Linked DNA regions of Homo sapiens: all the other regions are linked to region 2. Evidence: chromatin loops called from intact Hi-C (ENCODE). Cell type or tissue: MCF 10A. All regions are shown on one strand. Links, peaks and the distances in the headings refer to the core of each region. The heading gives the core; the rest is flanking DNA. Region 1 has its middle 180 kb from the start of LINC01935. Region 2 holds the start of LINC01159 (long intergenic non-protein coding RNA 1159). Region 3 has its middle 310 kb from the start of LINC01935.

Evidence for each region. Peaks named below come from ENCODE experiments on the same cell type or tissue, not always from the same donor. Only the 100,000 strongest peaks of a DNase experiment are listed, where the experiment ranks them.
Region 1: it touches region 2 in a loop (14-fold over the local background); 19 of 110 quality-filtered maps call a loop at or near these places.
Region 3: a loop joins it to region 2, with 6 times the contacts of the local background. A loop is called at or near these places in 3 of 110 quality-filtered maps.

The regions. Positions count from the first base shown.
Region 1 is chr2:103,157,311-103,168,308 of GRCh38, reverse strand. No RefSeq gene overlaps it. Among named protein-coding and RNA genes, the nearest start is that of LINC01935, 180 kb to the right of the region's middle. In MCF 10A, for the core only: a CTCF peak has its summit at 6,689 (motif pointing left); DNase peaks (open chromatin) are centred at 6,178 and 6,678.
Region 2 is chr2:104,868,774-104,879,771 of GRCh38, reverse strand. LINC01159 (long intergenic non-protein coding RNA 1159) reads left to right here and starts at 7,177. Exons shown (of 2, transcript NR_110373.1): 1 at 7,177-7,526. It also overlaps a transcript of POU3F3 not described here. RefSeq lists a silencer at 6,356-6,465 and an enhancer at 6,771-7,496. In MCF 10A, for the core only: a CTCF peak has its summit at 6,161 (motif pointing right); DNase peaks (open chromatin) are centred at 6,171 and 6,671.
Region 3 is chr2:103,284,610-103,295,607 of GRCh38, reverse strand. No RefSeq gene overlaps it. Among named protein-coding and RNA genes, the nearest start is that of LINC01935, 310 kb to the right of the region's middle. RefSeq lists an enhancer at 845-2,708. In MCF 10A, for the core only: a CTCF peak has its summit at 6,318; no DNase peak of the experiment used is centred there.

The sequences.
Region 1 (10,998 bases), core at 2,721-10,720, 1.7 Mb after region 2:
GATGATAATGGAGTGAGGTTTATTGTGCTGCCCCTCAAACGACTGTACAATTCTGTGATGAGCAGTGGCTCAATACCAAGTGGCTCCTGGCAGGGCGGGGGCAGGCCTGGAAAAGAGCAAGCTGGGGGTGGGCGGGTGGAAATGCAAGGGAGTGAGGGGAGTGAGGAAGAGGCGAAAGCACTCAACTCAAAAGCTAATTACTCCACATATTTTGAAAGATAAAAACAGGATAGCCTCCAAGTAAGAGGCATCTAATAGCTCAAGAAAGTCTCCAGTGAAGCCGTTCACTACAGGTGAAAGGCCCAATTACCAGATCAAGTGGCTACATTATCAAAAATTATTCTATTGATTTCAGTGAGGTGCGTTTCCCTGCGATGATTGCCACCATCTGAAATTTCCTTTCCTGCTGATTTGGAACATGCCGCCCCATCTCCGTGCTTCAAGTTGTTCAAGATGCGTTCGCATGTGTGGGTAAGCACAGCTCAGCCTGCTGTGAGAGTCTGGTTAGCACAGGCTGGAAAGGCAGGCAGGCCGCCAGGTGCCCAGGGCCAGTGGCTCTGTCACTAGTAAGAAATTAGGTGCAACGGGATGTCATTTGCATAGGCACTTTCTGAGTTCTGGATTTCCCGCAATGTTTCCTACAAGGGATGCTACTTTGGGGAAAGGCCCCCATGAATCCAAGGTGAACTTGCAAACTTCAGTGGTCACAGCCTGGAAGCAGAAAGATAAAGCATTAAACTTCACACCTGGGCACCATAGGGGTGAATTGGGGTCTACATTTGAGGAAGGTGGGGAATTGGGAATAGAGATCTTTCTAATTTCATTCAAATTACCCAGTACTTTCTATTTCTAAAGAATATTGTGAGAAAAAGCACATTTAATCGAACAAGGTTCCAACCAAGTAAAAACTGGAAAGGAATCTTAGAAGTCATTTACTTTCTAGGAAAATCAAATGTTCTTTTTACAAATTTCAATATAATGCCATTTTAATAGTTCAGCTAGATAATTTCCTTAAGAATGTTTTTTTTTGGGGGGATCCAGAGATGAGTGGACAATTTCCACTTGCCTGTGGGTAAAAAGTGGAATGAATTCCATGCCTATCTTCCCTCCTACGTCTACCCACATCCCTATTTCCTGGATACTGTTCTTGGGTTCACAGTTGGTTAATGTAAAACCAGGCTGGAATAGGATGTCTTGCAGCTAATGTTTAAACTAAAGCCAAGAGAAAGCACCTTTCTGATGCTGGTGAACTTCTACCCCATATGGGCCCAGGGAGAGCTATTGTGTACACGAATAAAGGCACCAAGGCAGGGTGGTGCAGTGGAACTTTAAGCCAATTATTCCCGCACTTGCTCTCCATTGGCTGCCTCCTCCTTCCTGGGACTCCTCAGGCTGATGCCCAACATATTCAAATCTTCCCCTAAAAGGTTTAGTCTAGGTTGCTTCTTCAGTACTGTTTGAACATTAAATATGCAAATAATCATCATTACACTTCCAACAATTACACATGTTTGCGAGCACCGTGTCAAGTGCTGGCAGCAGAGCAATCATTTGTAAAGACAAATATTCCATTCCAAGAGATGTCATGCTGCTTAGAAGATTCTTTTTTGTATTAGTAGCCACACTGCTGCTTCCTAAAGTGTGCAAATGAACGTGACAATGCTGCCAGGAGCTGCCAGGCCCTTCCCCTCCGCAGAGCAGGTGCCAATCACCCATCCCACACAGCAGAGGCCCGGCCTCACAGCCCAGGGACACTGAACATGGCGAATGTGAGGAGGCCCTCCCAGGAGGCTCCCGGGTCGGCTTCTCCCTCCTGCGGCCCCCTCCCCTGCCATCCCTCTTCTTTGAGGGGGCCTCAGGCCTTCAGAATATTTTAATTCCTGATTTCTGACTATATTATCATGTGTTTGTAACAGATGAATTGTCATTTGTAGCTCAGAGGTGATGTGAAAAACTGCCTGGAACCACAGGCCTGGTGTTGCAGCGGAGCAGGAATTCTTTCTTTTCTGTGCGTTTTTACCTCTCCTTATTATTATTTTTTCCCTTTCGCCCCTCCCTTCCCCTTGCTCCCTGCCTTTCCCCTCCTGGTGTTTCACATAGTTATGGATAATTGTCACCATTTTCTTTTATCGCATCCAAAGTGGCGGCTTAGAGGGGCCTGGACTTGAGTCAGGACTAATCTTGCCTTCTCCCAAAGTAGGAAAATCCCAAGTCTTGCAGGGCCCAATTGATAACCCTTGTGCTTCTTTTCCATGAAAGACGGATGGCTCTGGCAAGCTTGGGAGACTGCAGATAATGGGATTGACTTGGTACTTAAATCTCAGTGAACCAGGACAGCATAAGTAATTAGTGAATTGGATCCATCCTGGGGTGCTAATGATGGCTAAGTCTGCCCCCACGCCATTCTGAAAACGACAAGAGGCACATCCATCTCACGCAGATAAAAACCAAGGGGACACTGCTCACAGACACCATTTATTCCTTCTTTAGTGCACAATTTATCCTAGAAGGGAAAAAAAAAATCTAATTTTCCTCAAGTGATACCCAGAAGACCAAGTGACCAGGCTCCCACCAGAGTTCATTTTGATCACAATACTGCTCCTGTTTTTAATTAAGAAAGGCTAATTAAGAAAAACTCTACATTTATCTTCTTATCTACTTGTCAACATAGACTCTCAGACATTACCTATATTTGTTTACAATTTGGTTACTGGCTTTCTATCAGTGAGCCGGTGATGATTCTTGGTTTATATCAAGGTCGGTATATTATAAGGATTTTGATAGTGTTTTTAAGAGTTGAATAAGCACAAAGATAACTTTTAGCACAGAGGATCCTAGTTTACACGCACACACATATGTATGTAAAATACTAGTTGCATGATGTGTCTTTATGTTTTTCCTCGGTTAATTCAAGTGGAAGGCATGTGCGTAGAGTCTGGCCTTCTCGCTCATTTTTCTTTTTACCCAGAGTGATGGCACTTTATCAGGATAATTTAGATAAATGTCTTTTCATGGAGTTCACTTATCCTTCCAGCAAACATGATCGACAAAAAGCCACGAAAGACGAATGACATTGCATTTTGATCAAACGTGTGCTCTGTCAATGTAGGAGAATCTCAAGGTGGTCATGTTCCTTTTTTTTTTTTTCTTTTTTCCACCTAATTTGATCAACATTCCCAACAATGAAAACATCCACAAAATACAGTTCTGTGGAGATGACCAGGGCTTCTAAGAATGAAAAGTGAAAACCTGAAGCAAATGGATCTCAACTCACAAGTCAGCAGTAATCCAACGTGCCAGCCTGACAATTCTTATGTAGATTGATCAGAAATAAATGCGACAGACTGCGTGTCTCCTTTCCCAGCTTTGTCATGGCAAAAGGGCGCTACAGCCAAAAACAAGCTCTGCCTTTTTAGTCCATTTGAGTCCATCTCTTCTGCAGTGCTTGCTTGCCTTTCTTTGAACGTTTCATTTGGGGTCCAGCTGGAGTTATTACAGATAACAAGATAAGCCAAAATAATTGGTTAGTTAAGAAGGGTTCTTGAAACTAATTTTCCTCCCTACTCCATCTACCAATCCAATCCTTTTTTTGTTTTAACGTGAGGTTTCTTTGCATGACCCTTAAGTTTCATGATTACTGGCTTCTTAGAAGGTATGCTTGTGTCGGCACATGGAACACACACATCAGTGAGTTATCATATCAAGGACTGATTCCCCTGAGACCTTTCTTAATATTTAATATTTCAGGAGAAAGCTGATTAGGCAAGCACTCCTTTTTCCCTCCCAATCTGTAACTGATTAGGTGGTATTTAGACTTATGCAGGATGAAAGGGGACAGGCTCTCACTGAGGAGAGTGAGGAGTTTGAGGAAAGAGTGAAATTTCGTTTCTTCCTGGCATGCATGAAGTTCTGATTTGGCTTTTTCTAGATATGGACTTTCCTAAGTTTTAGTTTGCCTGAAATTTGACTTTCACTTTTAAACTGGACTAGTTCTTATCAATATTCATGATTCAAAAGTGTCCGTCTCCCTTGAGCAAAGAAAGTTCATGTTGATCATATGACTTTGCACAGAAGCAATCTCATGCGTGTGTTGAATGTGTGTGTGACAGATATTTTTGAGTATTGCTTGAAACAGTTCTTTTCACTTATCAATATGGAGTTTTATTCTTAAAATATTTTATTATCTTAATTCATTTCTACCTATGGCAAGGAATAATGTTGACTAATAAATAACTACAGTTTTTCCAACTATCGCTCCTCATATAAGTGTACGGTTTTAGAATTCAGTGTACCAGCACAATAAAATTTTAAAAATATATTTTATAGTTATTTTGAAAGAACTAGTGACTTGTTAAAAATGTCATTTTTAAATTTTAAATATAGCATTATATGCAAGAGGACTTGAGCTGAGGAAAAAAAATACATGCTTCTCTTCTGAAAAAAGTGGTACTTCTATAAGGTATTTCTGTGGATAACTAATATGTTCAAGTTATTTAAGAAAAACTTCATTAAAAAAGTTACAAGATACTGAAAGCAAATACGAACTCGTATTTGACAGCAAAACGTGTAAGATCCTTGATGTTGCCGTCCGATTACCTAGGTATGAATTGTAGCCTCGCTACTCATTAGCTGTGTCTTCTTTGGCACCTTCCATCACCTCTATGTTACTCAATTTCTTCTGCAAAATGAGAACAATAATTGTACCCATCTCATTGGGCTTTTGTAGGATTAAATCAGTATAGTCTCTAGCACATATTAAGCACACACACAAGTTGTATCTTATTAATAAAGGTAAGTTTTATTTTTTCCTGTGGATAAAAGATTTCACATTTCTACCAGACACTCTAAGGCTCCTTTTGCTAAAGAGAGAATAGCCATTTTACAGATAATATTTGTAGCATGCTGATGTTGGTGTTCCTAAAATGCATGAACCCTGTGATTAGCCTATGAGACTCCTGTAGGTCTAGAACAGGGCTGGTCAGCCCTGCATCCTCCTCAACCTTCGTGCAATGCTCTGCTCATAACGTGCCTGCATTTAATGTCTATTCAAGGAAGGATGTGCTCCACACCTAGTCCCCTTCCCCTAGAATCAGAAAATATCTAATAAATGTGACATCTACTGACATAAAATATGATTTTTTAAAAAGTCTATCATTGAAATTAAAAAATGGGGCTTCCCTTTACATAGTGCTCGTTGTGAACAAATTATCTGATTTTGTATGGTCCTAATTGTGGGTGTGTACATAAAAGAAACAAATTGAAGGTTACCTTAATACTACCTTATTATAGACACAAATTAATGGCAAAATGGAAAGCAATATTTTAGATATAAATTTTGGTTTTTAAATGTTTAATTGTTTGTTCCTTCTTTTTTTAAACTGGTAAATATGGGGCACTAAAAATGACTTCTGCCTTTCTTCATAGATTAATCTGCACAGTAATAAAAATTTTAGCATTTTGAAATTTTAAGGAGAAAATATTTAATAAGAATTTTAATGTATTTTGGCCATGATGGCTTTATTATCAAAATTCACCATTTTTCAAGTTTGATACTCATTTTGGAAGAGATTTTGACTTGCGTAATTGCAATGAAGCAATGACTATATTGCTGTTTGAACTTTCCCAGACATAAATGGAGAGTCCCTTTTCTTCATGAGAAAATTGGGTCTTTAAATGGGATCCTGGCAGGTGGAATAGCCCCTCTGAAGAGTAGGGTTACATGGGCAACTTAGATGAAATCTATGAGGTATTCTTTCTATGAAAGAGACCAAGAGAATGGGGGGGGAGAGAAAATGTGACTGAATGATTAAATGAACTTCAGAAGCATTTTCATCTGGGAGACAAAGTGTGAAAGGAGGAATAATAAATGACTCTCTGCCTTTCTAGAAAACGGTTGGTATCCATTGTCTATTCTGGAAGCCATCTGATAGCCCATGCCATCCACCAATGGGTATAGAAAAGTTTACATAAAAGAAAAGGGGTCAACTCAGTAGAGAGAAGAGGCTTAGCCAAAACAAACTGAAATGCTTCATTTCACTAAGGTTTGATTAATACGATATTAGACACCTAAGACCGCTGAGACAAGAGCTAACTAGCCTTTAGCAAACTGCGCTGTGAATCATACTTCACACATCAAGATGTGAGGTAATGAGATTCTCAAAAAGTACTACATTTAGAAACAACCCCTTAAACTCGAACACACAATTCCCAACTCCTGCCAGTTCCTGGCACACTTCCATGGGTGAAGTTGGAAAGGAAGCTCTGTGCTGTTTTTTTTAGGGGTGGTTTTTGTTTGTTTGTTCCTGACCACTGATAGCATGAGCTAGCAGCTGGTGTGAGAATAAAGGAAAATATGTGTGTATTGGCAGCAGACAATTTATAACATGGCGTGATTATTCTCTCAGAGTCTTAAACATCAGAGCTTATGGCTTAAAAAATAATAATTCTAATTCACAAGGACAACTTTACAACTGCACACTGAAGGATTTTTGCTGCTGTTGTGTGATGTAGGATTTTTTAAAATCTAAGGGGATGGACCCTTAAAGATTAGTGTGAATTTGTGACCAACATGGTTCGTAATTGATCAATCTTGAACATTTAAAATTTTCCTTAAGGATTTTTCAGCCATCACAGGCCATTTTTAGCCAGGGAGTCAGCTCTGTGTAAACCTACATCTCCACCTAGTGGTGGCAGGGAACAGCTAATTACTTTCTACTACAAGGAAACTGAGATTTAGTCACCCTTGGCAGGCAGCATGAAAGTCCTTGGTCGCTGTGCAGTTGAAGTACAATATTTAAAGATAACATTTTAATCTCAGAATATTCTTAAATCCTTTCCATTGCCCTCCATATTTTCCTTCTCCTCAATCCTGAAAGCTGACATTATTAGATTGCAAAATAGCTGAAAAATATTCCTCCCACTCTATTTTTCATTCTTGCACTGTGCTCAAAGACTTTGACCAAAAACTCATTTGGGTAGCAACGGATCATCTTTGAGGATCCCCCCACCCCGCTCTGCTTCTTATCCTTTGCCAGCTCACTTTTGGCAGGTGTCTCCACAGCAAGGAAGACCAAACAGAAGTTTCCGTATAGAGGTCTCAAGGCTCATTTTCAGTCAGCTAGAAAAACTACTTATAATGCTCCTGCAACCCGCAGGTTAATGAAGGGGCCACCTCTGCGCTCCACATCCCAGGTCGTCCCAAACAGAGAAGGCACATCAAGACTCATTCTCACGCAGCAGAGATTCTTAGCTCTTGGCACCCGGCTTTCCCATTAAGCCCTGACCCCTGTGCTAAAAAACAACCAGTTAAACCACACTAATATATCTAAGGCTTATATGATTTGAATAATCAATAAACAATTAAGACTGTTTTGCTCCTTTAATACCAAAAGGACATTTGAATTCGGTCACAGCTAAAAGGAAATAGTTTGTTTTGCTTTTAATTTGATTTGCAAGATTACAGAGCATCTGCTCCTCAGAGATGTCATTTCAGCCAATTATATAGATTGTCTTCTAGTCGCTTTCTCGCCACTGGATTCCGCATTGGTATCATACACACCAGTGAAATGGAGGAGCCAGGCTTTTTGGCTGGAATATGTCTGGAAAAATTAAAGCTAACTAAAAGAGTCATTGCTTGCTAATCCCTGTAATTAAGCACTACTTGTAGGAGGGTACATTACACTGATTGAGGCTGTTGCCACTGTATTGGTCCTAAAAATGTTTAATAACCCTACCCTGTAATGTTGAATTTTTCACACCGGTTAATTAACAGGCACTAACTTATATAGAAGGCAGAAAAAAAGTATAAATTGTCAGTTTGCTTCTACTCTAGCCTATCTTTTCTCTAAACCTAGTGTTCTGGAATGTGGTTGCTTAAATTGCAGGAAAGCTCCATATGTTAAAAAGTGGAGAAAGAAAGGTTAGAACAAGGGGATTCTTAGAGCATTTTAAATTTTCTCCATGTTTAGGGCAAAAGGTACACAATTCTTTAGCTCAGACGTTTAAATTCATCTGCTGTCATCATCTGCGTTGCCATTAGCACAGATCAATAGCACAGTGACTTTTTCTTATAACTCTCCACTTGTTTCTCAAAATACTGCACTGACCGTAGGTAGGAGAAACTTTGCTTGGTTTGACTGTTAACGAATTCTCAATATGATGTTCTTTAAGTAAAAGAGAACTGTAGTTTACCATCTTTTGGCCTGATTTTTATAAAATTACTTTGAAATAATCAACACAACCTCACTCCTTGAGCATCCTTTGACTTTTCCCAGGCTCAGACATCAGTGATAGTGACCTGAACAGGAAGCATTCCAACTGAGGACATTTCAACCTTCCACAAAAGGACCAGTTCAGAATGAAGCACCAAAGAATCAGACAGATTCTCAAGACTCTGTCACACTGAAAGAGATTGGTTTTAGGTAGAGTGGGCAAGAAAAATTCTTTTGTGTGTATGGGGGCTACAGCTGACCATAGGCTTCTTGGAGTCCAGTGGATGCTCTGAAGCACAGACAAGGCACAAAAGTCAGTCTCTCCTAGTTAAGCCTGTGAATTTGATGCCCTCCACTGAATGAGCCAGGATGATCTAGTGAAGTGGGACCATAGCAGAGTTTCCACTAGGGCTTACAGTAGAACATACACACGTACACACATACACACACCCAGGCACATACACATGCACACTGCCTTTTCAGTTCATCAGCCTAACTAACATTCAATGACTCCCTAAGTTAACCCAGTTGTATTTTAAAATCGTTAAGTAAGAGTTGTAAACGTCACTCCACGGGTAATTTATGAGCTTGGATGTGTGGGGTTGCTTTTGGTGTCTTACGACCACCTGCCTCTCTCCCCACACCTACTGATCTAAGGGGAGAGGATGTGAAAGTTTCCCTGCTATCAAATCAACCCATCTGCCAACACTGTTATTAGCAAGGAACATATGTGGGGCATTGCTAATAAGTTTTTAAACTCCAGATTAGGTCCATGGTAAAAAGTATTTCCGGTTTATTAATAGCTGACTATTCTGGCCCCTGAGATAATAGTTACACTGCCTCTTCTGCTGTCACAAGGTGTCACTGTTAGGCAGGGACCTAGTAGAGCCTGGTGGGTACTTGTGCATTGTGGGGTAGATGCCTGCCATGGCCCACATCCCCGCCGGTTCTGTGGCAATGGCTTATGCTGGGATCCAAGGGCAGAATTCTGTTGGTACCCACTGGATGCTCAGCTCCCCCAAGCCCAAGGCTATCATGAGTCAAGAGCAAAAGGGCTTCCAAGCTCAGGGCCCCCACTGAGGAGGTCTTGGGTTCATGTTATCAGCACTGAACTTTCTCTAAACATTTCAGGGAACATAAATTTCCCACTTTGAACTACACTTACCAGGGGGATGGATCCCTTCTCTGCAGAACCCCCATATATCAAGGGCTCTTACAAAAAGTTCAGGCTTCAGTGAGCCAAAAAGCTTCTACCTTCCCCTAAGGCAGGGAATCCAATCTTCTTCATTTATAGAACAAAGAAGAGATTATTCCCCTATACAAAAAAGAAAATCCGCTCCCTGACTGGCATGAGTTTTTAAAATTCTATACCTTCTACTTTCTGTGTCAAGTATTGTGAACCTATGGTGAAATGCTCCAGTTCTTTTTTTTTTAGACGGAGTCTTGCTCTGCTGCCCAGGCTGGAGTGCAGTGACACAATTTCAGCTCACTGCAAGCTCCACCTCCCGGGTTCATGTCTTCCTCCTGCCTCAGCCTCCCGACTAGCTGGGACTATAGGTGCCTGCTACCACGCCCGGCTAATTTTTTTGTATTTTTTTGGAGAGACGGGGTTTCAACGTGTTAGCAAGGATGATCTCGATCTCCTGACCTCATGATCCGCCCACCTCGGCCTCCCAAAGTGCTGGGATTATAGCACACCTGGCCAAATGCTCCACTTCATTAATATAGATTATATTCTTCTCTGTGAATAGTAACTGAAACTTCATTCTCTGACTCCTAAGCAATAGCTTGGTGAAACTTATTTTGTAATGAACATAAGACCCAAACAGCAAGGCTCAGCCTGTCACATCACCCAAAAGCTGGCCTTCAGCAGGAGCTAGGTGGCTTCCCTGTTCCAGCAGTGGAAAGTTCTAGTCTAGAAAGGAGCTGCCAGCTATGGAAGTCCAAAACTGGGGGAGAGGGATTCCAACAAAACCCTACACCAAGGAGAAAGCCCTATGTGGATGGAAGGACCCACCACACACTTGATAGGTATTTTCCCCTATCATTTGCTTCATTTTTTTTTTTGAGATGGAGTCTTGCTCTGTTGCCCAGGCTGGAGTGCAGTGGCATGATCTTGGCTCACTGTAACATCCGCCCCCCGGGTTCAAGCAACTCTCCTGCCTCAGCTTCCCAAATAGCTGAGATTATAGGCACTCGGCATCATGCCTGGCTAATTTTTGTATTTTTAATAGAGACAGGGTTTTCCATGTTGGCCAGGCTGGTCTCGAACTCCTGACCTCAAGTGATCCACCCGCTTCGGTGCTTTGCTTTTATTTGTTTGTTATGTTGCTCCTTTTTTGTGTGTAAGGAAATTTAGTACCTCAATGAAGGAATATAAAATGGAAACCAAAAGAATTCAGTAACTTACTGACAACTTTCAAAATACAAAAATAACTCCAGAAGTGCAACAGGGTTCCCACATCACAGCAAGAAACCCAAACCGGAAGCTCCACAAAATATAACACAAGAAAAAATTAAGGAATTTGTGGAAATCAAAGGGAAGAGACTGAATCTATTTCCAGTGCTAAGGCATTCCAGGGAGCAGGCAACACACTGCACACACACACACACACACACACACACACACACACAAACCTATCAAAAGTATACAAAAAACTGTCCACTTCATAAAGTCAGAGATTTGCTCCTGAGCATGGCAGGGCGGGAGGTGGGTAGCCTAGGGTTTTCTGATGTCAAATGTCTTTCTTGTGAGGATAGGCTCTAAACAGAGTGAATTTTCCATTTG
Region 2 (10,998 bases), core at 1,627-9,626:
GTAGGTATGAATTTCACAAGCACAGCTAGGGAACAGGAGATCTGCTCCTGAAACAAAGAGAGAGGCCACAGGGGCAGAAGGAGGTCACACAGCAAGGAAGGAGGGGTGATCAATGCAGCCAGTGCCCTGCCCCTCAGGGCACCCCACTTCAGGGCCACCCCATTCTGCTCACCAGAGGACTCAATCACCAGCCACCTTTACACACCCCAGCCCAAATGTGGATGCAACTTACTTCTGGTGGTTTCTCTTAACCTAGCTGAGACAGGTAATTTTTTTTTTCAAAGAAATTGGGAAAAAAATAAGGAGAAATAGGAAAATAAGTACAAAGAAAATAAAAAACCAACTTTCTTCCCTCTCCATGTACCCTCCCCTGTGACAGCCACACGTTACCTCAGATGACCGGAAGACTGTGCAGCTGTTTTACCCAGCACCAGCTCACGTACCCCTGCCAGGGCTGGTCTCCCGGACACCCCGAGAAGGAACTGTGGTCAGAGCCCAATCGCGGCTTAAGACATAGGCTCCTCTCTCGGTTTCTTCTCTCTCTCTCTCTCTCCATCTGTATGTGTGTGGTGTGTGTACTGCATACGTTGTATGCATGTGTTGTGTGCCATGTGTATTGTGTGTGTACTGAAGATTACGTGTGTACTGAAGATTTTGAGTGTGTTGTGTGCTCTGTGTGGTGTGTGTGTATAGTGTGTGCTGGGTGTGCTGTGTGTTGTATGTGGTTTGTATGTATATGTTGTGTGTGCTGTATATGTTTTGTGTTGTGTATGTTGTGTGTTGTGTGTGCCGTGTTGTGTGAGTGTGCTATGTGTTGTATTTGTGTGTTGCATTTGTGTGCTTGTGCATGTTGTGAGTGTGTTGTGTGCTGTGTGTGTGTTGCATTTGTGTGCTGGGTTGTGTGCTGTGCTGTGTATTGTGTGAAACACACACAAATCTGGACATAGTGCAGTGACTCTCAGGACCAAACAGAGCACAGAGCTCCAATCTACCTTTGCCACCCACCCAGAAACACCCCCCTCAGTAATTCCACCGGAGAAGTTTATTCTTCACCAGGAGGTGGTAAGGATGGGGTGACTGGCAGATTAAATAATCCCAACCCTCAGGCAAGATGCCAACTTCTGTATGCAGGATTTGCCCCAGCCTTGTAGTCTACCAAGTGTTAAATAACACTAAATTCATACAATAAATATAACAGTCACACAGTAATTCTAACTAGAATAGTAAGAGTGCAGCCTTTTCACAAAAGCATAATGTGGAATAAAAGCACCAAGCTTCCATTGAGAATATGCAGAAGGTTGAAAGTAGTTCGATTTAATTATTTCATTACAGCCTATACTGTAGTACGTGCAGGTAGACAATATTTCTATAACAATATCAATGATATATCTTAGGCTTTCTCTATAGCATAGTAGAGAAACTGGCAGGGAGGAAAAAAGGATCCACTCCATTGAAAATAATTCATTCTTATTTCCAGACCAAATCCTACAATTGAATTCAGTCTCTAAAATTTGGGTAAATTGCATGATTTTTGTTTCCACTCTGACCTTTAGAATCTGGCTGATTAAGGCTCGGTCTGCTAGCACAGCTGATCTGTCCTTCCACCAAGCTGACCTACTAGAAACCAGCCAATTCAGCCAGGCAACCAGCTACTAATCAGCCAGTTTCTGGTTAGTCTGTCCTGCTTACAAGTTCCCAGATTACTTAACTGCCAGCATCCAGGAGGGTGAAGGAACCTGTCCTTCTTCCCATGAGGACAGGAAGGACAGTATTCTGTGGGAAGAAGGGTCATTGTACAGCTTAGAAAAGAATCAGTGGCTGGGCGTGGTGGCTCACGCCTGTAATCCCAACACTTTGGGAGGCCGAGGAGGACGGATCATGAGGTCAGGAGATTGAGATCATCCTGGCCAACATGGTGAAACCCCGTCTCTACTAAAAATACAAAAATTAGCTGGGCGTGGTGGTGTGTGCCTGTAATCCCAGCTACTCAGGAGGCTGAGGCAGGAGAATCCCTGGAATCGGGAGTCGGAGGTTGCAGTGAGACAAGATTGTGCCACTGCACTCCAGCCTGGCGACAGAGTGAGACTCCGTCTCAAAAAAAAAAAAAAAAAGAAAAAAAGAAAATAAAAGAATCAGTGATGGCAATTGAGCCCAGAGACTGTGGCCTCCCAGCCAGGCCACACACACTGCACACATCACTCTCTTGGCTCTGTCTCAGCCAGGTCCCACTCTCTCTGCACTGTGACTAGAATGGAGCTGTGTAAATATGGGTGGCATTAGCGCACACTCCACCATCAGTGGAGATCCTCCACTGATATAAAAACAGGACACCAAAATGAACTGCAGAGTCCTGCCTGTGGTCTCTGGGTTGATGGAAAGGGCATTTTGCAGGGTAGCTGTGTGTTAAGGATACACTTTGGCTATCTCCCCTGGCAGGGTCAGTTGGAGGGAGAGCTAATCGCTCAGTAAACAGAGAGAAGAGAGAAAGAGAGATGCTTATACTTAATAAGCCATTGCAAATGGAAAAAGCAAGCTCCTACCCACCGTGATTCTCTCTAGAAACAAATGGCTTGGATCCAAGCACTACAAAGCCCTTTCAGAAAGCTGAGAGGGTCTCCGGGTCCCAGCGCCCCCAAACATAACCCTTTTGTGTGGTTCTCTTTCTTGTGGAAGTAGCTTTAACAAGGGAAGAGGCAATGACTCTGTGTGTGTGTGTGTGTGTATACCACAGTCATGATTTTTCCTTTTGTCTTAAGTTATGGTACTCCTGATGTGCAGTTCACCCTTCTCCCTTGGGGGCAGATGGAGCAATTACAGGGGAGGGCCAGACTGAGGTGCTGGGTGTTCCCAATCCCCTTCCTTCAAGCCCCCTGAACCCTGAAGAGCGAAAGCAGCACAGAGCTCTAGCGGTTCAGCAAGTGGCAAAGCTGGCCTGGTGGCAGAAGGGAGGTCGAGGTCTCTGCCAAGGCTTGCTGCTCTGGTTTCTCTCATCTCTGGCCTGTGCCAACCATCCTGTCAGATGAAAGAAACAGTGTGGTTCGATGCGCCAAGTCAAAGCTCAAGCTGGGAGCCGCAGCCACGACCCCGTCTCCACAGTCGTTTACATTTATTATTTTGTGCCCACTCTGGATACTTTCACTTAAAATGTGGGAAATAAAAACACAAACCTGTCTCCCCAGGCTATAAAAAGGAATGACTAATATAAAAAAGGGGAAAAAAGGATCATAGAACATTTTGTAGATACACTACACATAAATCCTAAGTAAGCCTGGCGTGGGGTAATGGCAAATACAGCCATGTGAGGAGATAGAGGGGCACTTTGTCCCTGAGAGAGCTCCAAAACCAGGGAATTCCAGGCATGGAATGACAGCCTTCCTGCTTGCACAGTGGCTATTACTCAGCCCTTTTCTAGGAAAAAGGACTTCAAAGATTTCCACCAATCACCCACATGGCCAATGTCTAAGGCACTAGTATTTCTTTCCATTTCAATTTGAATACAGCAAGGAATCCAGGAAGAAGACAAGGAACATTTTTTTTCTGTCTTCTACACTTAAGAGAGGGTGACTCTCTGGTTACTTTCTAGAAATAAAGAAAGGAAGAGCACTCACTAATAATATAGCCCTTTGAACTTCCAGCTTCTGATTAGAACCAGGGGCTTAAACATAATCATCCAATAGTGTTCGTTCTGTGTACCTCTCCATTTTTGTCATTTCTCTTCCTCCTGTTTCTAAAGCTAGATTCAAAAGTTAAAAGAGGCTGGGCATGGTGGCTCATGCCTGTAATCCCAGCACTTTGGGAGGCTGAGGTGGGCGGATCACCTGAGGTCAGGAGTTCCTGACCAGCCTGGCCAACATGGTGAAACCCTGTCTCTACTAAAAATACAAAAAATTAGCTGGGCATGGTGGTGCACACCTGTAGTCCCTGCTACTTGGAAGGCTGAGGCAGGAGAATTGCTTGAACCCAGGAGACAGAGGTTGCAATGAGCCGAGACTGCACCACTGCACTCCAGCCTGGGCGACAGAGCGAGACTCCATCTCAAAAACAAAACAAAACAAAACAAAAACACAACACAACAAAACAAAAGTTAAAAGAGATTTAAAATAAGTATTGGGATATTTCCATTCTGCTAAAACTTGTAGCTAATTTGCCAAGTCTTATTTCATTGTATTTGTACATTTGCTCTTTAAAAAAAAAATGTTTCAAAACCACAATGAGATATCACTTCACACCAACTGGGATGGCTGTTACTAAAGAAACAAAAAATAACAAGTGTTGGTGTGTTGGTGAGAATGTGGAGAAATTAAAACTCCTGTGCATAGCTGATGGTAATGAAAAATGGTGCTGCTTCTGGGGGAAACTATGGAAGTTCCTCAAAAAACAAAAAAGAAAATTACCTTATGATTCAGCAATTCTACTTCTGGGTACACGCTGAAAAGAATGGAAAGCAAGAACTTCAAGAGATATTTGCACTCCCATATTCACAGCAGCATCATTCACAATGGCCAAAAGGTGGAAGTAACTCAAGTGTCCGGGGACAGATGAATGGGTAAACCAAATGTAGTAAATACACACAATGGGGTCTTATTCAGCCCTAAAAGGGAAGGAAATTCTGCTACATGCTACAACATGGATGAACCTGGAAGATGTTAAGTGAAAGAAGCCAGTCACAAAAAGATGAGTATTGTGTGATTCCACTAATATGGGGTCCCTAGAGTAGTCAGATTCCTAGAGACAGAAAGTAGAATGGTGGTTGCCAAGGGCTGGGGGCAGGGGAAAATGGGAATTATAATTATTACTTAATGAGTAGCGAGTTTCAGATCTGTAAGATAAAAAAACTTCTGGAGATGGATGATGGTGATGGTTGCACAACAATGTAAATGTACTTAATGCCCTGAACTATGCACATAAAAGGGTAAAAATGGTAAATTATATGTCATACATATTTTACTACTATAAAAAAGTGTTTTGAACATCTGACATCGTGTTCTACCTCCATAACATTTGTGACGGAGAAAGAATAGGTATTCTAATCTGCGTATAAACACAGGAAGACAGATAGAAGGCCTCAGTCCTCTAACAGTTTTGAGCCTGGACTGGTGAGATCTATCATCTTCCCCTGCAATCAGCCACCTGCCCAGCTACTTCCGGATGCCTCACCCTTTGCTTGAAGGCATAAAGATAGGTCCCCCACACTGTTCAACTCCAGGGCCAATGGCAGCTGTGGGGTCAGAGGAGAAGAGGTTTGGGCCTTACTGGCACCTCTCCTCCTTCTCCTGCTTTCACATCTGGCCAGGGGCACTCCCATTCTGCTAGCTTCTCAGACTCCACCCAGTTCTCCTAATCCAACAGGAGTGCATGTTCCCGATTACCTCCCATGACCACTGGCTCTCACGGTGGCTGGGAACCCTGGCGGGGAGGCCTGCGCCTCCTCAAGCTCCAGTCCCTCTGGATGGGTGAGTCCCTCCGGTGCCTTTGTCCTGTGTCCAACTTCCTTTGTCCTCTCCAGAGGTCTCTCCTGGGCTTCACCACTGGTCATGGTCCTCCAAACAGCAGCTCCCAATCCCCAGGACAGTTCTTCAGGACACTACCCCTTCCTCCCAGGAGACCCGCAGGTTTCAGCTCTCCTGGGGCCACTGCTGGACCAAGTCCTCAATTGCTTCCTTGCCATTATCCTCTTTGAACTCCCTCTCTCTCCTCTAAAAGCCCCTCTGGCTGCAGACTCCTTAATTGCGTGGCTGTTCCTTTCCAGAAGCAGGTGCGCCTGCCTCGGGCCTCTTCGGACTTTCCATCACAGGCCAAAGGAAAACCAGCGAGAGCTTGCATGACACCGGGTCCGTATTAAGACAGGCGCAAAACGATCCTTCCTCTTCTGTGCGCCTTAGGGAACGCCCGAAGGCATGCAAGGCTGGGGCTCAGGGGAGGGTCCCCGAGCGGGCAGTCAGGGCTGCCCTCAGGCCCTGGGCAAGGAGGTTTCCGGAGGCCCCTCAGTTCTCGAGTGTGTGTGTATGTTTTTGGTGGTGGTAATTGGGAAGCAGGGGGTCAAGACCCAGGAGTGCAGAGAGTGGGAGAGAGGATCTCCTCCGCCCATCCTGGGCTCCTGTCGGGCCTAACCTCCACCCAGCGTCAACTTTTTGCTGCTCCCGTTAGATGGCGCCCAAGACTTTCTAACCACTTGTGAAAGTGCTCCTGGCCCGGAACAAAAAGAACCGTGGGGTGTGAGTATGAGTGTGTGTGAGTGCGAGTGCGCGCGCGGGGCTGGCCACAGGGCACAGGAGTTGCCTGGCACTACGCGTGGCCCCGTCGCGGGTCGGGTCGGGCCGGCCCAGGGCTGGGGCGCGCTCACGGGAGGAGCTGCGCGCGGCCGGCGGAGAACTTTCTTCTTTTCCCTTCGCTCTCCCTCTTGAGCGAGCGCCTAGGCCCTGGCCACTCTCCCGGAGAGAAGCCGGGCGACCCGGCCGCGGGCTCAAGCAGCCAGCGCCGGCTGCAAGTGACCGCGGTGCGCGGGCGGAAAGGGGTCCCGGACGTGCGGGTCGGAGAGCTGGGACGCACACGACAGCCCCTTTCTCTGCCCTTACTTACCGGCCCAGCGCTCACAGCCGCTGCCCTGTTTTTAAGAGAATGGCGCAGGTGCAAGTTTGGTTGTTGCGGTTTTAGCCGCTCCAAGGAAATTGTTCAGTGTAAGGTTACCTAAGCGTACTGCGTGGGCGTGTTTCCAGAAACAAAGGGCAAACTTTCTCGCTCCCAAAGCCAGTGAAGTTAAACAGACTCCCTTATGAAAAGGCCCTTGGGGACCCTAGGGCGTCAGATGCGACAGCTAATTTTAAAATAACTGTTTAACAGGTGATTAGGGAGCGCGCTTTCTCTCCACCACCAAGTTCACCTCTTCTCCAAACCCCTCTAAAATAAGTGACTTGACGATAGGTGATCCCATTCCCTAGTCCTCTCCTTAATGCCAGTCTGGAGGCGCACTGTCAAGAAGGGATGCGTCTCCTCGCCCTTGAGAACCAGCGCGGAGACCTTCTTTTGTGCCTCTCCTTGGCTGTGAACTTTCCCGCGCGGTAGGTTCTCCTTTAAGAAAGTAGCATCCCTATGAATATTTAATGCTGCACGCGGGCCGGCGGGGCGGAGGGGAGCCCGCGGCCTGGGTTTCCGCGCGCGCCGAGACCCGGGCGCAGAGCGAGTGCGTCCCCACCAGCCTGGCCGCCGCGGGAACTCGGGGACCGGGAGGGCGGGGGTTAGCGGGAGGAAAGGGTAAGCTGAAGAGGGGCTGGGAACGGGAGGGAGGCTCGGGGCGAACGGGCCGTCGCGTTCATTTCCATAAGAAAGCTGAAATCGCAGTTGGAAGCAGGATTTCTCGCCCCTGCAGCCCTTCCCCCATACCCGGTTTTCTGCAAGAAGCGGGCTCCAGAGCTCAGAGCCCGAAGTGTGTGCTCTGGTCTTTGATGATGTTGATAAAATGTGGTTTCAAATGTTGTCCCGAAGAGGCCGGTTTCCTGTCTGTATGTGGAATGGAAGGACCGTGCCGGGTGAGTCCAGAACGCCGGGGAGCGGACAGGAGGAGCAGGGCTGAGGAGAGGGAGGGCGCAGCCGGCGGGCGCAGGGCATCCCTGCAGGGGAAGTTCTCCAGGGGGTTTTGAAAGGGGGAGCCAGGTTGAAGCCAAGTTTCCCGAGCAAGGAAGAGTGTGTGTGTGTGTGTGTCTGTGTGTGTGTGTTCGGGGGTGGGGAGCGCGATGAGGGAAGACGTCACGAAAGCCCCAGAACCCAGGCGGCCCGCGCGTGGGAAGGTCTGGCAGGTCTTGTCACCTCCCTCTTCAAAGAGCGGGGGAAACTTTCGCTGGCCGTCGCTGACCCTCTTCCTGCGAAGGAATAAAGTGAACTTGCCCAGATACTGGATTCCACTGGCGGTTCAGTTGTTGAGTTCTTTCTGCGTTCGCATTGAGCATTGAGTTTCTTTTTGACTTGCAGTGTGAACAGCAGCCATGTGACCTCAATTCTATATCACATATATATACACACACACCTCCTAGGTACTTTATGATCCCATCTGGAGAAATTAAAGCCCAGATCTGTAATGTTTATTCTTAGATAGTTTACCAAAAGCAGGGGGGAAATGTGTGAGACACATGTCTGCAAATATAACAAAAGTACTTTCCCTTATGCTTGAAAAGTTGCCTGCAAATGGCTGGCTTCCGTTTACTGACTGCACCACCTGTACCTCTCCATGAAACTAAATGGAATCAGGAATAAAGCACCAATCAGATCAAGCAATTAAATACCAATTATGACTATTAATGACTTTATTACTAATGACTGGAGTTGAGGACTCCAAACCCAAATGAGGTAATCAAGCTGTTTTAAAATTCTGCTACCTAATATTTTTACCGCACTCCTTCCCCAAAATAGGAGGTTAAAAAAAAACAGGTAATGTTTTCAAAGAGTTCTCCAGTAGGTATTCATGGTCAATGTTGAACTTATTTTTCTCAGAAAGTTTATTGCTACTGCTGGTAAATAATGGAGTCTTCCTTTCTGGCTCTGCCAAGTTACGCAAAGTGTAACTGATGATGGTGGTTACACAATATATGGTACTTGGTTTGGATGCAGAATTGGGATGGAGCAGGGGTGCTTTCTGTCTTCAATTACTCTGATAATCCGGCAGACCCTAGACGATTTTAAGGAACAAGTGTTTTAATTCTTCAGATGGGGTAATGGCTATTGGGATGTTTGGAAGGTGAGGAAATGAAGAATGGGGAACCCAGGCAGCAAAGAGAAAGAAGGAATTGGGCCTATGTTTTGAATTTTCTTTTTGCTCATGGGTTGAAATGCCTTTAGCTTGTCATAAGCTAAGTGACTGAAAAGAAAAGGTTACTGAGAACGGTATATTGGTGTAAAGGCTACTGTGTAGCTGGGTTTATTTATTACTGAAGATGATTTGCCAACCCTCCTTGCCTCTTGATTGACACCCCTTCTTATCCCAAATGGAAGTCCCTGTTCATTCTGGGATAGGAGGAAGAGGCCTGGAGGGAGGAAGGGAATAAATTTCTGCTGCAGTCCATGAGAAGAAAGGAGGGGGCAGTTAGTAGGGATTCTTTAGTCACCATGAAGCAGGCAGGCTAGGCAGCTGGGCACTTGGAGGAGCCAGCAGTTCATCTTGATGTAGGTCATCTCTGCTCATTGTCCCATAGTTTAGCTCTTCAGGACACAAGGAGTGTTTGGAACAATGAACTTCAAGTCCCTGGCTTGGGATATTTCCCCTTCACCTTCCTCCTAGGTAGAAGCCTACAGCAGCAGCAGCAGCATCTGGTTCTGATGTGTTTACCGGGCTGGTATGGAAATGCCCAGGCTGCATGGCAGAAACCTGAGCTGCTAGTGACAAGCACACTCCTCTGCTAAGCAGCGAAAAGTTTTGATACTTTTTGAGCACTGGGTGGCCTCTTCTCTTGATGTGAAGCCATGAGCCCCCCTCCCCATTTCTATTTGTCAGAGTTAATTGCCCTGCAGTGGGGCAGCTCACACCTCAGGCAGTGCCAAGAAATACAGCAGGGAAGGAATCCTGCACATGTAACAGGATGGCGTGGTATTACCTTAGACACCTAGGGGATCAAAAACCTCAGTGGAATGAAATGGGCCTGGGGTATTCTCCCTTTGGTGCCTCCCTAGGGACAAGCCTCTTTGGCCTGGCCTAGACTGTGGGCAGCTTATGTATGATGGCCCTGAGTCCTGAAGGTGAAGCTAGTCACTTTCTGTAAGTGGACAGTCGACCCAAGAGGCAGTTCTAAAGAGGAGAGCCTGAGGTGTCCACAACAATTTCTTTTCTGTTCCAGGGCACCAAGAGGCACCCTGAGAACTCAGAGGACCCAGAGGCTCCCCTCAAGCAAATTCCCTGCTGACCCTGGACACCCCTTGAAGGAGGGGGCAAGAGGCTGCCACAAGGCTCATCTTATAACTCCCAGCAAGGACTCCCAGCAAACAAGTTCAGCTTGGGATCTGCCCACCACCAAGCCTGGCTGGGAGGTGGGGGGGAGCGAGGGGCGGTGGAGAGGCAGAGTCCCTGAACAGGGAAAAGACAATCAGTTGTTCCCCTTTCTGGTGTCAGAGGCAAAGAAGCCTGAAGGGCTGGTGGTGGTGCTGGCTCTGGGTTTATTGACTCTGTGATCCTGTCCAGCTGTCCTACAGGGAGTTCCAGAGCTCTCCCAAAGTGCATGAGGAACTGCACAAGTAGGACTGGGGCACAATACCAGAAGCTATTTGTCTCCTAGAACCTGGCACCCCCTCCACTTACCTTACAGGAGACCCACATCACTCAGTTCCCAGGACACCTGGTGGGAGAGTCTGGTGAGATTTGGAGGCAGACTTCCTCTACTCACAACTTGTTTGAAAATGGACATAAAGAGAAGAACAGACACTCCATCGCCCCTTCAGGGCCTCCTTTGTGTCACAAAACCTATCCCCTCCTAGGGCACCCTTGACATTCCCCTAGGTGGGCCTACACATTGTTCAGAACCTGTCCCCTGTACCAAAATAAATATAAATGAGTTTGTTTCTTTAAAAGAAATATTACAGCTTTAAACTTTTCCCAGCCGGAATCCACCTAATTTCATCAAGGTCTCTCGCTAGCAGCCATAACCCAGGCCAAAAGGGCTTGTCCCTAGGGAGGCACCAAAGGGAGAATACCCCAGGCCCATTTCATTCCACTGAGGTTTTTGAACCCCTAGGTGTCTAAGGTAATACCACCACCATCCCCACCTGTTTTCAGTTCTTTCTTTGTGGCTTAAGATTGCATTTTTGGAGGGTTTATGTAATGTTGTTCACGTCAGCAAGTCTCCCTGCCCCACCCTCACCCCACTGTCCTATATGGAATTATAGTTGGAAACCACACACACATAGAAAATCTTTGAAGATTTTTTTCTGCTATTCTTCCTGACTAGAAGAGTTGACAAGACATAGACACATTCAGTTGCATAAAATACAGTAGCGTGATCAGCCTAAATGCATCTCATT
Region 3 (10,998 bases), core at 1,422-9,421, 1.6 Mb after region 2:
AGTGTGCAGGACCTGTGTGCCCCCTGCCACCTGCAGACTACCACCTGTTCCCGCTCCGGTGACTCTTCAATACTGTGCTGGACTCAGCTGGGGTCAAGGGCCACAGAGACTTCCTGGTTTCCAAGGTTTCCAATTACACAAGGGTATCTTTATCATAAAGCTACTGTTTTCCTTTTTTTAAATTAAATTTGCTATCTTTATTTTGTAAGTTAACAGTTGGTCATGTGGCTCTACTTTTGAGGATGGCATTTTTTTTTCCAGTTAAAGACATAAAACTAAATGTAGCTTATGTATACAGACTCTGGGTCATACAGACTTTAGAAAAAATGTTAAAAAATTAATTGCAATTGTGTAAAACGTAAAACTTAAATTCGTTCTACATTTCACAGGCTTGCACAATGAATTTGGTTCTATAATATTGACTTTAGTTACACAAGATGTGTTGCATTTGACTGGAGTCACAATCCCTCCCCTACCATAATTGAAAACATAACATTTGATAGATGATTTGAGAAAATTTTAATTACCTTTTAAGAGAGCCTTTGATTAAAAAAATGAAAATTTCCATATTAATTTTTGAACTGCATATGAGATCACTGTTTGAGCTTATTTTTTAATACATTTTGGACCAAACTTTAAGAAACACTAAAGTACACACTGTTTAAAATTATTTAAGATGCTTTTTGAACATTCTCTCCAAGAATTTTCCATCAGCTGAAGTTTTATTGCATTTCTGATTGGAGCTATGAAGAACAGTCAATGTAGGCACAAAGAAGCCACCAGAAAAAGAAACAGAAAGAAACCCTAAAAAAGTCCCCAGTTGATTCGATATCACGATACAGATAAGATCATGGTGGGATTGAATATCAAATAAGACAACTGCCCATGCTAACAAAAAAAGAGATGTCTTAGAGGACACATCCACATCGCAAAACGAATGGCAATACCCTGTTAAATGTGACATAGGTTTGAAGAATTTTGAAGACCATAACTGTTTCGCTTCCTCTGTAAACAACATTTAAGGCTCCTTCTTATCTTGTTCCACACACAAGAAGAAGCTTTTTTGCTTTCGTTTAACACAAGTATTTTCAACCTCACAGATGAAGGCAGGTAAAAAAGCCCTTTTCTCTAGTAAAGACTTCGTTTCATTGTATGCATGAAATCTGTGTTAAAACCCAGCCACTCAATGTTAACTAAAACTGCATTGAGGGACCTCTGATTCACCAGCATATTTTCATTTAATCAAAGACACCTGGTTTTTTGAATCTCTGACTCTAAATAATTCTGAGTATTTTTGTTTTCTTTTTACTTTGATAAAGGACTTTCCTTTTCTATAGCTGGTGTCGTCAAAATGCATTGGTCCCATCCACCCCCAAACCAAAGACGTAAACAATATTCACGCAGGGGGAATATAACTTAAGCAATTCACAGAGTATACAAACATTTATTGGTACAAAACCTGCAACATGAGTTTTTTGTTAAATTTTAACAGTGTTTTCTCAAATCTTCAAAGCTTGCCTTGATGGTTTGCTGAAGTAATTGAACCACTCTTGAGTTGTTTTATGTAGGACATCTTATCTTTCTTTCATTACCCAGGCTGTGGCTTTTTTTCTATTCCCATGAAATCCATGTACACACTTTAGAAGCCCTCCTGAACAAGCTCGCTTCTAACTTTCACAGAGCCCTTAGCACAATTTGAATACGAAAGAGATACTGAATAAAAAGCTTTAATCTCTTGTCTGTTATGCTGCTTTCTTGCCTCTCTTCATCTCCTCCTCTTCCAAGGGCTTTTCTGTGTGAGTAAAGTGAACACTTTCTGTTTAAAGTGAAGTGTGATATTCAAGAAGATGCATTCGGTAGGCTGAGATCGGGAAGTGGCTCCTGTAAATCTCCTCTGTCAAAAATTTAGCTACATTTCTGCTGCATTGCCTTCTGTTTAAGTCTTTGCAGGTAAAAGATTAGTAAAGAGCTCTCCGTGAACAAAAATCATTCAATCAGCAGAATGTACAGGGAGTATCAAATGTGCCCTCCGCCTCAAATACTGTGGGGTTCTCTCCTCTGATACCTCTTCCCCTCGGTGAGCTGAAACTGCTTGAAAGGGTTTTCTGTTCTCTGGTCTCTTGTCAATTTGAATGCCAGGAAATGAGCCCCCTTTGTGAGATTAATTAATAGCAGGAGCGGATCGGCCGAGCCCAATCGCCACGCAACGGAGCTGTAATTGCTACTTTGTGGAAAGGAAAGAAAAAAAGTTTGGGTTGCCGTTTAAGAAGAGGGTTTAAGGAAAGTTCTTTGAACTGGAGGTCTCAGTGCACTGGATTAAGGCAAGAAGCAAGGAGGCCTTTGAAGTTTGCTAAGAGGTTTTGGAGGGGAAAAAAGTTGGGTGGCAAAGGGAGCTGGCAACATCAAAAGCGCTCTCGCTGCTCCTCACCTGCTTGGCTTCCGAATGGGGCCCACAGGCTGGAAAGCAGCCTTGCAGGTCAAGAGACCAGCCAGGATGGCGGGGGTGGGTGTTTGTTTATTTGCGCTGCAGACATGCACTGTTGCTACAATGTATGTGCCGTATCTCAAATTAGAGGTGCTGATTTAAGACTCTGCTCTTGGACGCACTTATAGAATGAACCTACATCTGCCACACGATCCCCCAAATTGATTTCTCTCATTTCTTCATGCCACTTTCCCTTCTAAGATCTGCAACGACAGTTTACGAAGTTTCCCTGCTTATCATTTAGCAACGATATATTGATAAGAGAAAAAAAAGGATGAGATTATTACAGCAAACATATCCATCCCCTGTCTGGAAATTAGAATTAGTGAATGCCATGTATTCTCAGCAGGGACAATATCGCCCCCAAGGGGGTGAAATTGATTCTTGGGGGTGGGGGGAGCTGAAAAAAAATCTTAGCTATTATAACCTTTTATGGCTCTCTAAAGGACTACAGCACATCAACGGATACACAATATATCTGAACTAATACGATTTCATGGGGAGGGAAACAATTAGAAATAAAATATCTACAAAGGCTCTTTAGGGGTCATAAAAAAACAAATAATAAACCCTGAGGATCACTGGTATAAGCAAATTTCTAAAAAGTTGTACGAATTTCATTTCATAAGAATTGTGTATTGACCAGAAGTTACCTCAAGCATATGTATTTCCCATTTTTATTTTATATGTAGTAGGTCCTATCTCAATACTTCCAAATCTTATATTAAGTTTTTCATTATTATTTTGTTAGGCTCGTCAGACTGATGGCTTGAGAAGATCCACATATTTGAATTGAAAACTTGAATAGATTTTACTTCTTACTATTACAATTTGTCTGTAGGCTCAGATTGCATACTTGATTTTTTAGAAAAAATAACACAATTAATTTGCCAGATTGTTTGAGTACCTTGTGAAACATCACAAGTTCCAAACTTAGATTTTTAAAAATAATCTGTAGATCTACATGTTTTATTAATACAACTTATTGAATCCATTCAAACTTTGCTTGGCATGCTTTTTCCTTAGGCTAATGAAGTTAGGTATCAATTTCAAATCATAAGCAGTATTTAAGGAGAGAAGTTATAGAAAAAAAAAAAAACCTTGACATTTATTGGCTAATGGGATTGTTTTAGAACTCTCACTAATTTAAATTCAAGGATTTTGCTTTCATTTTGAACTCAACTTCCAAGATAAATACATAAAATTTTAATTTAACCAAATGTGTAAATATTTAGGAATATACTTTAATAATGAGAAAATCTTGTTCCTATGTTTTTAATCTATAACCATGCTTTATTTTTCTCCCATTATAATGACAAGGAATGTTTGAAAATCAAGAAGCCCAGTCTGGTCTGAGTAAACCAGAAACTTTTCTAGGCCTGCCTTGCAGCTAGACACCATGTTTCTCAGCATTATCACCATTGACAGTACTATTCTTCACTGACCTTGAGAAACAAGTTTTGGAGACTTTGCTTTACGAAAAATTTATATACATGGGAATATGCATAGGGAGCCATGTCCTCTCTTTTCCAATGTATTTGATCTGATGTGTTCAGAAAGATATTCAGTAGAGTGACAGTCTTAGCAAAAAGGACTGGTGACATTTCAGGGCTTCCTTTTCATTGACATCCAATACCACTTCGTGCTGCACAAGCAGGTTGGCCTAGCCTAGCATTCAGCCCACAGTGAGCAATCAATAAACGTTGTTGACTGACCTCCGTTGGTGCACCCAACACATCAACCCATGGACTCTGCAGCCTCATTACAGAACCATCTTGGGGGACATGCCATTTTGAAAGTTTTACAAATATTTTTAATACAATGAGTGAGTGAATGAAGTAGCTGGTAATTATGACTCCATTGCTAGAATTCCCAATCCCTAATCCTTCCAAACTTGCAGCAACACATGTCTCTGTTTCCAATGAATGCCATGATTCACCTCACTTAGGAGAGATCTCTCCACTTCATGCAGAATAGAAATTACGGACATATAGAAATGTGTACAATATAAATGACTTGAAATATATGTTCTATAATATTGGCTGTACTGTAGTCCACTAGCTGTCAAAAAACTGTATATAATTATGCTCATTAAGAAAAAACAGGCATATATTCAATTACTTTTCTGCTGCCAGAATAGTTTTCTCTTCTATTATATCAAATATCTTAGTTTATGCCATGCATGTTAAAGTTTACCACTCCTTGAGGCTTGTAACTGCAACATTTTTGAGCTATCTGGAGGATTATAATTGCGTGCACATACCAATTATGGATTGGATTCAGCATTTTCAGATAACTTCCCAAATCGCAAAGACAGCACAGTGGTCTCCAGGCATTTTCAGGCCAGTTTGATTACAGGTGTAGTACACACAGTCTTGTTAGTTCTCCTTGATGAGGGCTTCCTTTCCCTGCTGGGTCTCTGGGAGAGAAACTGACCATTGCTTTTCACTAACAATTTCTTCTCATTCCCCAGAGATGCCTTAATGAGCCCCTCGGACATGGCCAAAGGCAATCTTGTTCTCTGGGCCAGTGAGGTGAAAAGCCAAAGCTTAACCTACCAGGCAAGCAATAATTAATAAGGTATCTTTGATTCATCTCAATTCATTAACAAAGTTACAAGTTTGAGGGCCTAAAGGAACACAGTGTTTTTCTGTCATTTCATTTACAAGTATTGAATGAAACACCCATGCCAAGGTATGTTAAAAAAAAATTAACTTACAAAGAAAATAAATGAATGTAGAATACTAATTGGGTGAAAGCAACTGACAGATACTGCAAAAGATTGATTTTAGGGAAAATGGAGAAATCTGTTTTCTGTTTATTTTAAGGACAGGAAATGAATACTGATTAGAAATGTATAGGCAGTTGCGTCGTGCAGCATTTGGTAATGTTTTCACTGGATATTTGATTTGTCTAAGTTTTTCCCAGATTTTAGATTGGATGCCAGTTATCAGAGTGAGTTTTTTGTCTAATAGTTAGTTGGACTTCCTTGGATACATGGCTCTTAAATTATGAGCATTTGCAATGCCTTCCTGTGGAAAAAATAATTCAAGCACAAATGTCACATTGCCACAGAAATACCTCTTTTAAGTAGGCAAAAGAAGTCTGAGATGATGCGGTTCAATTTCTGCTGGCTTATTTTTTTTCCTAAGAATCTGTTGTGAATTTGTTTAAAAGAAAATGACCCTTTTGGATTTGTAGGAATCTGGAAGTGTTATGCTATTATTCCTTAAATGTGCAGTATGGATATATGTCTGTCTATCTATCTATCTATCTATCTATCTATCTATCTATCTATCTATCTATGTATCTACCTACCTACCTATCAATCATCTACCTATCTATCTGATAGGTAAAATATCCTCAGATAGATATCCTCTAGGATAAAAGCAAAAACAAAGCAAAGCCATATTTCTACATAAGAAATGTTAGTTTTAGACGAGTGTATTAGAATGCAACCCCTCAGAGAAAGAGAGGAAGTATCAATCACTGTGGGTGCACATTAAGCTGTTCCTTAGTATTGCCATCCGGTTTAAGTGGGGGAGGGCTCATCTCATCTGCATTTGTTGTATTCCAGTCTTGCTAGGGGGCCTGCCTCCGCAGTGAATAAGGTGACTGTGGGAACAGCTTGGAGGTGGCAGAAAGGCTATAGCAGAGTCAAGCTGCTTCCCTAATCAGCTTTGCTGGGACCGCTGTATGATAGCCTCTGTGAAGAAATTTAAAGACCCTTATGCAGTATCTCCTGGAACTGTGTACAGTGTACATGGGCTGGAGTCAAACTATTCTGATTCTTCATGGGAATTTTGGAAATGCAGTAGTGAGGTTGTAGTGACATCTAAAGGCAGACTCTTCAACTTGTACTGCACTTCCAGACAGCTTGCTCCTTTTTACCAATGCTTCTAATGATAGCTTCTGACATATTTCTCCTAAAATCTGCACAAAGCAGCTTTACCTCAGGTCTTCTCTTTTCTCAGTCTGTATCGTTGAGAGTGGGAATTTTCTTGCCATCTGTGAATTCCTCTCTTGTGTACAATATTCTATCACTTCTGTCGCTGCTGCAAGGTTGTCTTCTCCTCTGAAACCAATACCCTTAACAATTATTTGGCCTCATCTTGAGGCCAAACGAGGCTAAAGTATGTAAAACACACCTTGGGTGAGAACCTCCACTCCCCTGTGCCAAGATTCTGCCTTGGTGGCAATTACACAGCTGGCTGGCTATGTAATGCTCCCTTTCCTGCGTTCCTGGAGCTAACAATATGCTCCAGAGGCTGTATAAATTTCCTCTGAGGGGTAGGCTTTGTCCAAGCCACCTGCTGCTATCATGAATTGGATGCAACTGCCTTGCCACTTGGCACAAGGAAATACGCACTTTTAATGTTGGGTGCCCACATTTGAACCGTGTTTCTTTTCTTCTTCTTTGGATAAAATGACCTTTACCTTTAGCTTTTCTTTTTTTGCATCCTCAATTCCGTAGGCTTCTTCCTGCCACTTCCTCACTCTCCGTAGGGACTTTTAACCTTGCCCTTGACTATCCTGCAAAGAGGGCTGGCTTTTCACCACCACCTCCTCCCCAAGCATCCTCGCTGTGGCCATTTCAGTGACCTGCTGTCTTGTTTTGGATGAGCTTCTCAGTCTCCTGGTGTGCAGAGTAGTGAGCCTAAAAGTTCTCATACTTTGATTTGCTTTTACCATCCTTAATCAGATGCATCCCATTGGTAAATTTGGACAAGGGCAAGAAAATTAGACCAAGTACACAAGGCAACAGAGTATTTTGCATGCAGGTGATTCCCAACAATAAGAAAACCTGAATTATTGCTCTCCATTGAGGGGATGGCAGTTTTTCTTTTCTGTTTCTTCTTCTTTAATGGCCTCAGGGAAAGACCTATAAAGTTGCATTGAATAGTTGGAAGATAATAACACTAGTGGTAAATGTCCCTGCATAGGTCCACCACCCTGCCCCTGGCAGTAATCCTGGCCTTGGGGATCTGAAATTTCCTAAAGATGTATTAGTGTCGTATACACATGTGCGCTTGTACGCTCATAATCCTTTTCTCTGGCTTCTTAGCTGCATGCTTTGTATTTAAATTTTCCTTCTGACCAAGTAAATCCCTTTGGATGAAGTGACAGGGTCTTTTCAGCACCCATAGCTGGTGACAGCTGGTGGAGAAACTCTGAAAGGCTGCAAAGTGTTCCTTACTAGCTTTCTTCAAGACCAGTGCCAGCCACCAGCTGAGCGATTTCTTAGTTCTCCCTTCAGGCATCAGTCAGTTGAAGAGGCTCACAGTAAATGCTAAAATATAATAGATATTAATATAAAAGACAATATCTGTACTTCTGGCTTAACCATGCCTTTAATTAGGTACTTCTTTATTATATGTGAACATGGAAACTTTTCATTAATTCTGGTGCAACCCTTTATTAATACTGTATGAAGTATATTCTGGCATCTGAAATGCAGTGAAAACGGCTTTGAAAGCAGTGATTGCCGATAACCTTTGAGGAAAAAAAAAAAAAAAAACAGCTCGCAGGGCCAGATGCATGCTGTTCCCCCTTCTACACTGAAGTTTCCCTGTGAATTTTAACTTGTAATATATTCTGTTGTTTTAAATGAAAATTGAAAGATGTCTCTTTTTGTGGGGGGGGGGGGTGGTCCCTGTGGCCCATTGCTATTGTTAGATTAAGTAATGAGGTAATGACAAAGATTCAACCTAAATAAGAAACTAGACTTTGAATTAATGTGGGCATTAGCAGTAAGATAGACCCCATGTGGAATTGTTTAGTTTTGAATAGTTACCTAACCAGATGCCAGGTCTATATTTTCTGAAAAAGCAAAATAAAATAATATTTTCGGGGGAACACAAGATAATCATTTTACAGCAACATTTTGTTGTCATTAGGATTTCTTTATAAAGCTGGATTTCTCATATACCTAATAATCCTTCTAGAAATTAAGCATCTGCTAACATAAAACATGTCTAAAATGTAAAGTAATATACCGTTTCTAAAGATGTCTAGCTATAGATTCCTTTTCACGTACTTTCTCCTTTACTACTTTTGCTTACTCTTTTCTTAATTTTTTGAAGCATGAAAAGAGTTGAGAGAGTATTTTATTATTTTTGTGTGGATACATATAAATTATCCCTTGAAACTAGGCTTTCAGGGAAGAAGTATTTGTTGCTGTATATTATGTCCATGTGGAGATCTGATAGAGCATAGACTTAAAGTCATGCAGATGGCCAGATATGTTGGTTATTCCAGAACTTTGAGAAGTCTTGCTTGAGACAAATTATTTGACAATGCAAAATTAATAGCAGAGTCTACCATTCTGGTTTGGTAACAAAAAATTACATAGAAATGAAAACTTTTCTTCACACATGCAGAAATGTGTGTGTGTGAGTGTGTGTGTATATATAATCTTCCTCTTGCATTTCCATTGCTTTTTAAATTGATATAATTTTGCTATTAAATGAATCTGACATCCTGAGAATATTTCAAGAAACTTGAATACTACATTTCTTGCTATGATTCAGTTTTACAGAAACTGTTACACTTGAATCTACTAAGTTAGAGATGAGAAAATTAATACAAAAATAAAAGAAAATAGTTGAACTTTACCTTATATTTCAAAGTCCAAAACGATGTATTGGCAGCAAAACAGATTCTGTGACTTTTGTGGAAGAGAGTGGTTCAATTTGGAGTTTTAATTCCTGAGTTTTTTATTTTTGTTGTTCTGCATTTAGCATTCCAAATTTTCTTACATCTGTACCTCTGTTTGGGAGGAGGAAATGTACAGGATGGGAAAAGGGAACCGGAGGCTTTTACAGGTATAAATATGTAACTGAGCCCTCAAAATAGGCACTTTGCAAAACATCAAATGATACCTTTTTCTGAAATATGAGAAAAATTGCTGAACTCAATAATCGGGGTATGCTATAATAATATTAAATAAGCTGTCAAAAGAATAACATTTCTCCTGAAATCAATTAAAATGAGCAATCTACTAATAATAGAATTAGAAACTGAGTTGATTGTCATTGGTGGTGGTGGTGTTTGAACCAAAAATGCACATGGGCTTTCAAATATTCAAGTACTTCACCATCATGTTTTTTGCACCTGATGAATTATTAATACAGGGCTTGTGCTGGGCTCACCAGCTATTTCCGAATGCCTATTAGTAAGTCACAATTTGATGTGTCACCATGAAGGGTGAAGGGGATGGCTAATAAGAATATAATCTATTCATCGGTGGGCACACACTGATATCAGTTACTTGATCTACTTCGTTTTGCTTTGGGTAAATTATTTGAATGAGCTTTGTGATTTTGTGTGACAAATTGCTTGTTTTTGTTTGTTCTGTTTGTTGTTTTCTCATTCTTGTTCTTAGAGGCAGGCAGGCATTCATGTGTGCATGTGTGTGTTTTAATGGACAGTTTTGTGTGCTGTAATTTTTTGTACTTCTTTATACCAAATATTTCAAATACAAACATACACACACATATATGTACTGAATACCTGTATTTGTGGTGTCTGTTTACATTTTCTGTCATGTAGTCACTAAGCACACAACGTACACTTAAAGGATGTCAAAACTGACAGCCTCAGCATGATTGATGACGCTCTGGTAGATTGATTCTTACCAGGTGTGGTGTGATGGGAATTCAAATGCTGTTCAGAGCTCTTATTTGTGTTAGTAAAGTTTTGCTTTTCTGTAAGTTTTTGGGTGGAAAGAAGGCAGGGGAAGCTTCTGAACCGGTAATTGTAAACCCTTGTTTAAGATATATTGAATATGTCAAGAAAAAATACACGGAATTTTTTCCCAACATGGGTATCTGATGCATGTTATCCATTTTTATATATTTACTTTTCAACTCACACCTATGTAGTCTCTTACATTATCAGCATAAATATTTTCAAAGATTTCAAATTACTGTTGCTGTTATTGATTTGGGTAAACAAATGCCCCATTTATTCTCTTAACTGGACAGAAGTGATTACTCCCTGCCTGAATGCATGAAAACACCAAACCAACATTTTAATTGAAATTTCATTTAAAAATCCTGAGCCAGCTGCAAGTTTGACCCAGCGAATGTGTCATTCTCTGGCCTCTATGCACGTAGTGCCTCCTCTCTAAACTAAATCCAAGAGCTCAGATTGGCCCCTACTGGACAATAGCCACCAATGCAAAAGAGCAGGGATCTCTTTGACTGCTCTGGGTTTCATTGCCCTCATGCTCATCACTGTGGCTGACTGACACCAGGCACCAGAGGCGATCCTGAACAGTAACCACGTATACATTATCAGAATGAAGCTCACTCATTTTCCATAACTGAATTCAGTGTTTTCTGATAAAAAGAAATTTTCTTTCCTTTTGGCCACTTAAAGTAGGAATGACAGTGCTAAATGGGTAAATTTCTGCCCTGGGTAATTTCAGAAAATGGAACTCTGTGCCTCAGGATGTTGTCAAGTGTGATCTGTCATTAACGGAGGGGAACTGGCAACTTAAGTCATCAATG